2 separate regions of the Homo sapiens genome follow, and region 2 is linked to region 1. Evidence: chromatin contacts called from ENCODE Hi-C or POLR2A ChIA-PET data. All regions are on one chromosome and are shown on one strand. Each heading gives the region's core, a stretch centred on a gene start or an enhancer-like site at or near the end of the contact. The rest is flanking DNA. Distances are from core to core; before and after follow the strand shown. Region 1 has its middle 200 kb from the start of LINC02344. Region 2 overlaps LINC00423 (long intergenic non-protein coding RNA 423).

Evidence for each region. Hi-C counts contacts between places; a loop is a spot of excess contacts on that map. ChIA-PET counts read pairs that join two places held with the same protein, here RNA polymerase II (POLR2A). Pooled maps may share reads with other maps.
Region 2: a loop to region 1 is called in a map of chondrocyte, with 4 times the contacts of the local background. The contact joins two enhancer-like sites. A Hi-C loop is called at or near these places in 1 of 168 maps with a recorded cell type or tissue (chondrocyte), 21 of 37 single-sample maps with no recorded cell type and 10 of 50 pooled maps. POLR2A ChIA-PET finds 5 or more read pairs at or near these places in 1 of 52 experiments (naive thymus-derived CD8-positive, alpha-beta T cell).

The regions. Positions count from the first base shown.
Region 1 is chr13:33,534,825-33,541,235 of GRCh38, forward strand. It overlaps a transcript of STARD13 not described here. Among named protein-coding and RNA genes, the nearest start is that of LINC02344, 200 kb to the left of the region's middle. Within about 2 kb of position 3,012, at least 7 of the 41 ENCODE cell types and tissues checked have a DNase peak (open chromatin) inside an H3K27ac peak, as active enhancers do.
Region 2 is chr13:32,835,821-32,842,190 of GRCh38, forward strand. The region is part of intron 4 of LINC00423 (long intergenic non-protein coding RNA 423); the gene reads right to left. Among named protein-coding and RNA genes, the nearest start is that of LINC00423, 73 kb to the right of the region's middle. RefSeq lists an enhancer at 1,581-1,740. Within about 2 kb of position 3,316, at least 8 of the 41 ENCODE cell types and tissues checked have a DNase peak (open chromatin) inside an H3K27ac peak, as active enhancers do.

The DNA of each region.
Region 1 (6,411 bases), core at 1,762-4,261:
ACAAATGAAACACTAACCCCAAAGAGGGAAAGCAGAACAAATTAAAATGTACCATTTTCTTGATGAAAGAAGATGTTATGTCCAAATTCTGGACATAATAAAAGGAGAACCGGGCCGTTTGTGGCTCACGCCTGTAATCCTAACACTTTAGGAGGCTGAGGCGGGCGGATCACCTGAGGTCAGGAGTTCGAGAACAGCCTGGCCAACATGGTGAAACTCATCTCTATTAAAAATACAAAAATTAGCCTGGTGTGGTTGTGCATGCCTGTAATCTCAGCTACTCAGGAGGCTGAGGCTGGAAAATCGCTTGAACCCAGGAGACAGAGGCTGCAGTGAGCCGAGATCATGCCATTGTGCTCCAGTCTGGATGACAAGAGCGAAACTCTGTCTCAAAAAGAAAAAAAAAGGAGAACCAAATGGGTTTTCTTCATTACATAAATCTGAATACGACTGGCCAAAAATAAAAGCAAAAGTGAAAAAAGCACTGACTGGAAATTTTAGCCCCAAGTCTTCCTTTAAACTTAATATTGATGATTTCAAAGTTTAGAAGAGTTACATACAAATATTCTTGAACTATAACAATTTCAAATTGATACAATTAAGTAAAATATATTTTGTATTTTAAGTTTTACCACAGAGAATCAAAGGCAATCAATTAAAGATAAAATTGTATTTTAGTAACTTAAAAATACAACTTCCAGGAGCAGATGAGAAAGAAAAACATCAATTAATTGTTTTGATTTTCAAAATAACTTAATTATATTAATTAGAGATATAACAAAGGCCTGCTCCAAAGGAGGAGAAAGTTCTTAGAACATATTGGTTGTTTTGCACCAAGGTCAACTTTATTTTGAACATAAAAAACTTACATTCTTTCTCTTACCACAAAAGCTGAAGTAAATATGTTCTAGCCCTCAAATGTGACTATTGGTGTTTTGGGGATAAAGGGAACTTTGCCCCCTTATTGATGGCTTCTTGTTTCTTTACAATAATCCCATTCAGGGAAATAAAAGGCACATTTGTTTTACTGATTCCATCTAAGCATATTATACAAGGCGAGATGGCAGTCCGAAAATCTATACTTAAATTATTGGAATGGAAGAGGACTGAGTGATCCCTTATAGAACACACAGAGGTCAGGCTTACACCCCAGTTGGTCCTCATCATGATCTGGAATAAGAGCATCAGTGATTTGGGGGACATGAATAGAGCTGGGTTATGGGAAAGCTACTCTAGATGTGACATTCCATTTTCCGTGTGTGCATGTAAATAAATTAAATATATAGGATTGTCAATCCTCAGTGATACAGTTAAGAGTACTGAAGACTCAAAGGTGGAAAATAAAATGGTAAAATGGTGAAGCAAAACAGAAATGGCAAATAAGACAACTAAATTGTGCTGGCCATTATTTAACATGCCATTACATCATACGTATTTTTAAAGCCAGGAATTTATGAAATTTAGTGTAACATCATTTGGACTGTTTTATCATCAATAACTGTAAGAAACTTTTTAATTGTTCCAAACTGCATTTGTTTATTCTATAAGTTAGGAAAATGAAAACTAATAAAAAATAATAAAGAAAACGAAGCTTAGGAAATAAGAGTATTTGATTCTGAAATATATTTTCCCATCATGGGAGAGTCTCCTGAATCTGAGAATGTTGTAATATTACTCAGTCTATATTTACTGCATAATGATTATGCTGTCTTGGTAAGATAAAAATTAGATAAACATTAGGGATGTATATGAGAGGTGACAATAAAAACTGAAGTCAATGTCTTATATTCAAGGGATTTATAACTCTCTCTGGGCTAGCACAATCTGAAAAGCAGAATTAAAAGGGAAAAACTGGTAGATACCTCTTTTAACGAACACTCAACTGTAAAACCACCTGGTTTTCCTCTTTAAAGAAAGAAGAAATTGCTTCTGCCAGCTTACTGAACAGAACTTCCCTGTGATGTCTGATAACAGCCTATACTCCAATCTCTGTAAAAGTCACACTAATTATTAATACACTGGAGCAGAGTTCAGGTTCCATTTTGTCATACAGTCTTAGTGAAACTGCCTCATTATATTGTTCTATCGGTTTGTTAGTAACAAAATTCCCTTGCTATTCATATTAGAGCTGCTTTAAATTTTATTCCACATTAAATAAACTTTTTAATCAGATTTTCTTTTAGGTTATTTTATCATAGTAAAAATTTTATTTTAGGTTACAAAAACAATTTCAGGATTCATTAAATAGCAGCAAGAGAGCAAATACCACGACTTGAGCACTACAGATGAGTAAACTTCCAGAACAGTTCTGAGCACGGCTTTCAATAAAATGAACAAGTTGTTTACATAGCTGTGAGAAAGGTTATTGTTTCATTGGTTTTGCGTCCTAGTGCAGCATTCAGCATTTAGTGGGAGTCCAATCAGTGTTTACTGAATAAAACAAACTAAGTGATGAGCAGAAATCTGGAAATGTTGTGGTTTCCGAAATACTGCTGCTACGCAGACAAGTTATGACTAACATTCCCCCTTGAAGTTAAAACTGTTTGTATAAATAATTTTAAAAACAATAAAGAACCCACTATGTATCAGACATTTTACAAACAATCTTATTAAAACCCAGTCTTGGCAAGTAGGTATCTTATTTGACACTTTAGGGAAACTGAGGCTCAGAAAAGTTAAATAACGCTCAATTACACCCATGCAGAAAGTGAGGGGTCTTGGATTAAGTCCTGATCATTCGATCTTTCTACAGTACACTCACAGACCTGTGGGCAATGTTTTATATAATTATTCCTTGAAATTACGGTAAAAAATCAAATCCACTCTCGGGCTTGGCCGGGAAGTGTATATTTCTTTACTGGCATAAAAAAAAAATTAAAAAACCAACAAGGAAAAGAAAAGAAAAGATGTATTTCTTCTTGCCTGACTAGAACATATGCTTGTATTTTAAGAGTACCAAAGGTGACAGACTGAATTTACAGCTACAGCATAGTCATGTTTAGCTCGCCTGGAAACAGAACTACCCTGATCTCTCAGCAAAAGGAACAGAGGGTGCTTCCCCATACAGAAGACAGAGTCAGGCCAACTCTAAAGAGAACTAGGGCATTGCCTAGGAACCCATCTGTGGCAAGGGGGTACCACTGCCAGGAGGCCCCACAAACACCTCTGGAATTAAGACGGAAAGTCACTTCCATGTCTTCTGTGTTGCTTCTGATGTTTAGAAACAAAAAGTATTGACACTAGTTCAGAAAAATGAGCCTATCTTTATTAGCATAAAGACTCTCAGATTACGAGGATTTAAAAAAAAATGACCCCGCCTCTGAACCGTGAAGAACTAGGGAAATCTGAGTAAAATACAAAAAGGATCTTGAGAGGGCAAGATCCCGAAGAAGGGTGCAGAAAATTCTGCCCATATTTGACTCTCTTTTTCCCCTTACCTTATTCATCAATTTGGAAGTTGTTTCAGAGGCTGAGAAGTTACACAGATAATGGCAACTAAGAAGCAGAGAAGCTGAGAAGAGATTGCTTTCAGGAGTCCACTGATTGAGAAAATAAAAATGCGAGTTCAGGGCCCACGAAAGAGGGAAGGCCTAACACCTCGGCTTTTAGCTGGGACACAGAAAGGGTCACCTCAGGAGTAAGAAAGAACCTGAAATAGACGAGACCTAACAAAGTCTAAAAACCAGTTTGAAATAATCTCACTTCCATATTAGATTAAGGTGCTCTGCCCTTAGCCTAGCTTCCTAATAGAAGCAAAAGTAAATCCTACAAATACTTCCATAAAGTAAAAAACACCACTCAGAGCCCAGTATTTTTTTTTTTTTCATAAACAAAGACAACATTTCATAAAGAATTTCTGGGCATACCAGGAAACAGAAGAAAAAGATAATGGAAACAAGATCCACAGATGATCCAAATACTGGAGTTAATGGGCACAAACTATTTAATTTTTTTTTTTTTTTTGAGACGGAGTCTGGCTCTGTGACCCAGGCTGGAGTGCAGTGTTATAATCTCGGCTCACTGCAAGCTCCGCCTCCCGGGTTCACACCATTCTCCTGCCTCAGCCTCCTGAGTAGCTGGGACTACAGGTGCCTGCCACCATGCCGGACTAATTTTTTGTATATTTAGTAGAGACGGGGTTTCACCGTGTTTGCCAGGATGGTCTCAATCTCCTGACCTTGTGATCCGCCCACCTCTGCCTCCCAAAGTGCTGGGATTATAGGCGTGAGCCACTGCGCCCGGCCTTGCATTTATTAATACTAGAGACGTAGAATCTATGCATAAGAAAATTCTAGAACTAAAATAAAATGATTCAACAACTGAAAACTTAAACTAAAAAAATACACTTAGAATAAAAACCATGAAATGTGTTGGAAGAAACTTAACAATGTATGTGCAATACCTGTATGCTGAAAATTACAAACAGAAATTAAAGATCAAAATAAAAGGAGATATATGCCATGTTCATAGATTGGAAAACTCAGTATTTTTAAGATGTCAGTTCTCTCCAAGCTGATGAATAAATTTAACAGAATCCCATTCAAAATCCCAGCAGATGTTTTTAGAAATTGAAATGACAATTTAAAAATTTATATTAAAATGCAAAGGACTTAGAATGGCCAAAGTAATTTTGAGGAAAAAAATACTTCCACTATCTGATTTCAAGACGTATAAAGCTACAGTAATCAATACAGTGTGGGACTGGGTTAAGAACAGACATATTTATCAATGAAATTGAATAGAATAGAAATTCAGAAGATCGGCAGATTTTTAATAAAGGTGCCAAGGTAATTCAATGAAGGATAATCTTTTTAACGAATGCTACCAGAATAACAGGATTTCTATTTTGAAAAATATGACTATCAACCATTATTGTGCCATACTAAAAATTAAGTGGATCGTAAACATAAATAAGATATATTGTGAATCTCAGAAATGAGAGGATTTTATGAACAGCTTTATGCTAATGAATATTTGGATACGTACAAATCCCTACAAATATACAACTTACAAACAAAAGCTGCTCTTTAAAAGACACTTTTAAGAAAATGAAAAAGCAGGCCACAGACTGGGAGAAAAATATTCACAACATATACTTCTGACAAAAAAGTCATACGCATAGTATGTAAATAACTCCTACAACTCAATTACAAACAACTTAGTTTTAAAATGGGCAAAAGTTTTGAACATATACCCACTTAATGGCTAAAACTAAAAACTAAAAATAGCAAGTGTTGGCATTTGATAAAAAGACCTGTCACCCTTTTAAACTATAGTAGTTCCCCCTTAGCTTCAGGGGAAATGTTCCAAGAACCTAGTGGATGCCTGAACCTCAGAGAGTACCCTACCCTAAATATATTATGCACGAATTTCTTTTTCTTTCTTCATAATTTCACAGATAGAAGACTGATTCTTACCAACCACTTGGTTCCTAGTGACCTTAGGTGATTCCTTAAGTCGAGAACTTTCACCTTCCACTTAAAGGAAGCACATTAAGGCTTCTTTTGGCATATCCAAATTGCCAGTATCACTACTATTGGGCCTTGGAGACATTATTAAGGAAAATATAGGTTATTTGAATCCAAGCTCAGTGATATGGTGATAGTTGATAACTGTGATAGTGGATGCTGAACAAAGGGAGGATACACGTTCTGGGAGGCACAGAGAGAGGCAGCATGAGATTTCATCACACTACTTAGAACTTCTAGCAATTTAAAATTTATATTTCTGAAATTTTCCATTAAATATTTTTGGACCTCGGTTGACAGTTGGTAACTGAAACTATGGAAAGCAATACCATGTATAAAGGGGGTTCCTATACAAGGATGTTTGATGAGTGCAGACACAAATAGATTCGATGGTGGGAATACACAAAAATTCTTGGCTTATGCTCACAATTCTTTTTTCAATAAAGTGTGAGGCAAAGTCATTAGTTGAGGAAGTTGATAATTTGAGGAAGGAAAAGAATGAGATATTTGGATTACAGAAGGAAAGGGCAAAGTCAGTAAAGCAAAGGAGTAGGAGAGCTGATCAATATGCAGAGCCAATTTAGGTGTGAGATCACACTAGTCCACCCAACAGTTAACAGGCTGAGCCCAAGCTCAGAAAAGATAAATGCATGCAGGAGTTCATCCATGGTTTGAGTTTTGCCAGGGAAGTGCTAAAAGTGAGGGATAAGAGTTGAGGATATTTGCAAAGGAGTCAATGCCACTATTTCTGAATATATGTGTACTCTTTGAACTGTGAAGGGCTATGTTACTGTAACTTTATAGTATAATGGTAGCAAAATGAAGCAATCCCTCAATTTAAGGTTGGTTATATACGATGTAGAGAAAGATGGGAAAGTCGAAAAAAAAAAGTAAGCAACTAAATGGGATATAGCCAAAGCTGAAGTATGCAATGATGAAATAA
Region 2 (6,370 bases), core at 2,066-4,565, 700 kb before region 1:
TCTCATGGCTTCAATTTCCATGTAGTTGACAAGGACCAAATTTATGTATTAATCTTCAGTCTTGATTTCTCTTTTGATCCCCATATCCATCAACTTACTATACAACTCCTCCTATATATCCCTCCCCGTGGGGTACCTAACACAAAATGTCAAACCAAATTCATTACCTTTCCTAATAAAATTTATGCCATGGGATTCCCCCATCCACCCCAGACTACGTATCTACACATATTCCTTTATTGCTTTTCTTCCTTGTCTTCCCTAGACCCAGTGCTCACTATGTTCTTCACAACATCTCTGTTCTTCCAAAGCTCCTGTCCCTCCTTTCATACTCACCTCTCCATCTTGATTCTCTTCCTCTGCTTTTATAGCCATTTGTAACCTCTTTTATAGCTTCTTTTGTAACCTTTTATGATGGTGGCTCTCAAATGGGCACATTTGGCAATGTCTGGAGATTTTGGTTGTCACAACTGGCAAGGAGGTAGGGGAAAGTGCTACTGGCATTTAGTGGTAGAGGTCAATGATGCTACTAAACATCCTACAGTGCACAGGGCAGCCCCCACAACAAATAATTATCCAACTCCAAATGTGAACAGTGGCAAGACTGAGAATTCCTGTTTTAATGCAAAAAGGAATAAGTTCAGATTTTGTAGCAGCTGAAGCAAATATAATTTGGGGGAGCCTCTTTAAGCAAAAAATATAAAATCACAAATAGAAAATTGGCTAGATTCTTTTTTTTTTTTTTTTTTTTTTTGAGATGGAGTCTCGCTCTGTGTCCCAGGCTGGAGTGCTGTGGTGCAATCTTGGCTCACTGCAACCACTGCCTCCCGGGTTCAAGCAATTCTCCTGCCTCAGCGTCCTGAGTAGCTGGGACTACAGGCAATGTGACATCACGCCCGGCTAATTTTTTTGTTTTTAGTTGAGATGGGGTTTCACCATATTGGCCATGCTGGTCTCAAACTCCTGACTTCAAGTGATCCACCCGCCTCGGCCTCCCAAAGTGCTGGGATTACAGGTATGAGTTTCAGCGCCTGGCTGAAAATTGGCTAGATTCTTTGTTTGGTCTGCTATAACAAATGACCACAAACTGTGTGGCTTATAAACAAAAAAAAATTATTTCTCATAGTTCTGGAGGCTGGGGAGTCCGAGATGGAGGTGCTGGCAGCTTTGGTGTCTGGTGGGGGTCTGCTTCCTGGTTCATAAATGGCTGTCTTTTCACTGTGTCCCCGCAGGTGAAAGGGACAAGAGAGCTCTCTGGGGCTTCTTTTATAAGGGTAATAATCCTATTTGTGAGGGCTCTGCCTTCATGATCTAACCATCTCCCAAAGGCCCCACCTCCAAGTACCATTACTTTGGGGATTGGATTTCACCATGTGAATGTGATGTGTGGGGGGTTGGGGTACAGACATTCACATATAGCAGCTAGGAATGCAAATATTTATCTAGCATAAGAAAAGAAATCACAAAAACTACTAGAGTTTTAGATATCCAGGTCTCATTCTTCAGAGATATTTTTAGGGACATTTTCAGAAATGCCTCCTGTTTGCAACCTGACTTCCACTCCCCACCTAGACCACCCCAGGAACCAGTCTGGTGCAAGTAAAGAGCCCAGTTGCTTAAGCTTCATTATCTTCAGGATAAATCTGCTTCTGACTGTATCATTTGTCATATTTGCATTGCAATTGTCTATAGCAGGAAGGGAAAGACTAGAAACCTAACACAATTTGCTTCCTCCTTCTAGAAGATGTTCATATGCATGAGTGCGTGTGTGTGTGTACATGAGTGTGAGTATGTATGTATGTGTTTATGTATGTGTGTGTATGTAAGTGCATGTGTAAATGAGTGTATGAAGATATGTGAGCGTGCATGCACATGTGTGTCATGAGTCAAAGCATAAATGAGATAAATCTCCACTGCATCTTTCTGCTCAGAGGTGCTATTAAGAGGGGGAGGGGCCTGAGAATCTGATCCCGTTAAAAGACTGTAATTTGCACTGTCAAAACCTGGAGTCTTCTACTAGATGGCGCTTGGTTAGCAGTCAACCCAATGAGCCTTCTAACTTATAAGGCAAGAGCTGGAGAGATACGCAGGCAGGGAAGGGACTTTTCATGACAAAGTGGGAGAGAATCAGGTTTTTCTGCCACAGAGAGAGGGGAAGCTGGGTGCTCTGCCGGAATGACCCCAGCAGAGTGGTTTCTAGAGTGAGATCCAGGATGCAGGCCAGAGCAGTTTGTAAAAGCCTCAAGGCCAGGTGAGCTATGGAGGAGGGAATTTGGAAGGCGCAGAAACTAAGAGCCAAAGATCAGTAGGCGGTGGGAGGGGGTTGGGCTCAGAAAAGCTATTTTTATTAAAATATTACAAAATGTAACTTCCCAATATTGGTGACATCGTGAACACCTAGGCAGCCTGATTTGTTCCTGTTACTGTCTCCCAACATGGGAAGTGAACTCCTCCGGAAAATGAAAAGGGCCTTCATTTGAGCACACCTAGAACATCTGACATCCAGCACAGCAGGGGGCTTGGTTGTTGAATTAAATCAATCAATGAGTGAGGGATGAATAAGGATGGGAGAGAATCAAGAGAGAATAGAGAGACCAGGCATGCTAGAGCGGGCCAAACAAGCCCGAGTAATCTAGGCTGAGATTAGACATGAAATCCACAAGATCAAATTCGGCTGGGCTGAGACGCGCAGCAGCCACATTTTCCTGAGCAGAGAGGTGAGAGCGCTGCAGGGTCCCATCCAGCTGGGCTGTGAGGTCGCAGAGGAGGATCTTTACTCTGGCTGGGGACTGTATTTCCAGGCTTTTTTTTTTTTTTTTTAAGGCAGCCGCTGACCACTTGCCTTGATTATAAGAAGTATTGCTTGAGTGACTTTGCTCTGCCTGGACAATACTCAGTGAAGCGATGATGTACGGCAGCCATTGAGAGCAGTTGCAAACCCATCCCTGGGCCAGCGAGATAATATTGCTGTGTTCTCCAGAAGGTCCTTCTCCGGAATTTGCTATCCTTCTTGTGGCTGTAGTTGAACAAACTTACATTTGACTTAAAGGGAGGTGTTTATCTAAGCTGTCTTCCTTTTAGGAAAAATAATGGACACAGTGACGTGTAAATCCACTGAGCACCTTGGACATCACAACCAGAGGGTCATGTGCCCCTGAGATTGAGTGGACTATACCTTGGGGGATGGGAAAGGTGGGGGCGGGGTGAAAGCCCGCAGTTACATTCAGACAGCACAGCCCTGGAAATGGATCTTAATTCATTTCACAAGCAATTCCAATGTGCTACAGCAGCTGAGCCCTGTCTGCATTTGCTTGTTTGTTTAGCAAAGGGAAATGTCCTTAGCCTAGCAGCCTGCACGAACTGTTTGCCTAGAGACAGTCACAATAATTGAGCCAACCTGGAAGGCAGGAAATAGGGCCTTAGAGGCCCTACTTCTACTTTTAGAAGTAGGTTTTGGTTTCTTTTTTTAAAGAGGTATTTAAAAAATGGCTATGCAATTTTCCATCCCCCCCAAATGAACCATATTTTTAAGACTGTCTCTGTTTTGTAGCTCTTATTTTCTGAGTGTCACATAGAAGGCACTCAAATAAATATTGCTTCAATACATTTGGTTTGTTTCCAGTTTTTGCCTTTTTTTTTTTTTGAGACAGAATCCCACCCTGTTCCCAAGGCTAGGGTGCAGTGGCGCCATCTTGGCTTACTGCAACCTCCGCCTCCTGGGTTCAAGCCATTCTCCTGCCTCGGCCTTCTGAGTAGCTGAGACTACAAGTGTGTGCTATCATGCCTGGCTAATTTTTGTATTTTAGTAGGGACGGCGTTTCTCCATGTTGGCCAGGCTGGTCTTGAACTCCTGGCCTCAAGTGATCCACCGCCTTGGCCTCTTTAAGTGCTGGGATTATAGGCATGGGCCATCAGGCCCTGCCCCAGTTTTTGTCTTTTTAAGCAATGACGCATTCAACCCATGGGTACCTGCAAGCTGTGCATGCATCTGATTACTTTCTTGGGATAAATTCATTTATTCCTACAAATAAATTAGAGCACCTTAGGGTGTGTATAAATTACTTGGTGGGGTGGGTCTTATTTCAATGCGGGATCTGATTCCATAGGTCTGGGATGGGGCCTGAAAGTCTGCTTTTTTAAGAATCTTCTGAGGTGTGCCAGTGCTGCTGGTCTGGGGACCACACTTTGAGATGCAAGGCCCTAGGTACCACCATAAGCAAGTGGAGCAGTGCCCAGCCAGGGTGGTGGCTCACCTCCTGGAGGCAGATTAGAGCAAACCAGGCCCCTGTAGATTCGGGGAAAGGAGAACATTAACCCTGTCTCCAGTATCAACTCCCAGACTCTCCGGTGTGAATTTCTGCCTCTGCTCTCATGAAATGTCAGAAAGGGTAAAGATATCTCAGTGGCGAATTTTGTGATCTATTTGGAATCAAATGGTTGCTTTGGGAGCCCAGAGGAATTATTAATGAGCCAATAAATGGGATACTGGCAACTTGCCAATTGCTAATAGTGTCCCTCCAAGCGGCAGATGGGGAGCAGGTCATAATAGTGGTCAGCTCAGAGGCTGGCTTTGCTAGGGATAGTCACACTGTGGTCCCCCCAACTTTGCTTAAGGCTTAGAGCAAGCTGCTCCCCGCCTTTCTCCTCTGTGGAAATGTGAGGAGTGCTTGCCTTATCCTGTCCTTGGTCAGCAGAAAACCCTTTCTTAGGGGAAATTTGACCCTTGATGGCTATTTTCCTTTGTCCAGTTTTCCGCCTTTATTTATTTATTTTTTAAATTATTATTATTATTATTATTATTAATTATTTTGAGACAGGGTCTTACTCTGCTGCCCAAGCTGGAGTGCAGTGGCATGACCTTGGCTCACTGCAACCTCCACCTCCTGGGTTCAAGTGATTCTCCTGTCTCAGCCTCCTGAGTAGCTGGGACTACAGGTGTGCACCACCACACCCAACTAATTTTTTGTGTATATTTTGGTAGAGATGGGGTTTCGCCATGTTGGCCAGGCTGGTCTTCAACTCCTGAATCCAGTGATCCAACCGCCTCGGCCTCCTAAAGTGCTGAGATTACAGGTGTGAGCCACTGCGCCCGACCAATTGTACTCCTTCTTATACTTCCAGAAACTGTTTTCTTCAAGGCAGTATCCAAGGGGGCTTGTCAGAGAGAGGCAGGAAGACCCTGTGGGTAGCACGCGGCATCCAAGAACATCCCTTCTGGCAGATTTCCAAATGAAATCTGAGATCTGGCTTTTGGCTGACCTTCAGGGATAGCCTTAAAAGTTGCTGCGGTTTTACCTGGTCTTATGAACGGTTTCATTTGGAGAGCTTTCCCCCTGAGGTGGAATGCAATCTAAAAACTAAATAAAGAAATGATTCATCAAAAGCATCTTTTGACCAACGAGGGGAACAAAATGACTGCTTCCATCCAGCCCTGTGTCTGCTAAGAGCTGAATGACTTGAGAATGTGGAAGACATGTCACTAAATGCTGCAGTTACTTTCAGGTGGTCTGCTACATCTGTGTTTCTGCTGGTTCGACCGCCTGAGAGGAAATTTTGCCCTCAGCAGGCAGTTCCAGGGAGTTGAGGCATGCAAGCCACCATCCAGGCCCCCTAGGAAGGTAGGAGAGGCCTGGAAAACTTGGGTGTGCTTTAGCTCGGCTACATGACCCAGCTGGGGAGACAAACTGGAGCCATGCCCACTGTTCTGGGACCCCAGCCAATGTGGCACATTCACAGGAGTGAAAACTAGAGACCAGCCTGACCCACACATCAGTCTCATTTCCCAGGGGAAGCCGTGTCTCCCACCATGAAGTTCGGTGATTCCTGTCTCTTCTGTGTAACACTCTCATGTCACTTCTGCTTTTCATCTTGAAAAAGTTATTTACCAATTCATCTTTACTCCCTAACTTCTAAGCTTCTTGGAGACTCTGTTAGGTCCCTCTCCACTCGGTAGCCTTTGCACATAATAGACTCTTGGGCTCTTTTGAGTGAATAACTAGTGGAGGATTAGATAGGTCCCAGTCAATCTAAGAGGGCTCCCTGGAGGAGATGACTTCCCTCCTAGGTTTTAAAGGAAGCGGTGGTCTCTTGGATTTGTTGAATTATCCCCTAGGTTCTCCTTTTCCCTATTTTATTTATTCTCTACCTCCCTATTCTTATTTTTAAATGTGACTGATCCTCCATGTCCATATATATATGTGTATCTATATACACACACACATACACATATACATTAGAGGTTGAGCATTCCTAATCTGAAAACCTGAAATCCAAATTTCAAAACTTTTTGAGTATCAACATGACACCACAAGTTAAAAATTCCACACATAAGGACTTAACATAACTTTGTTTCATGTTAACATAAACTTTG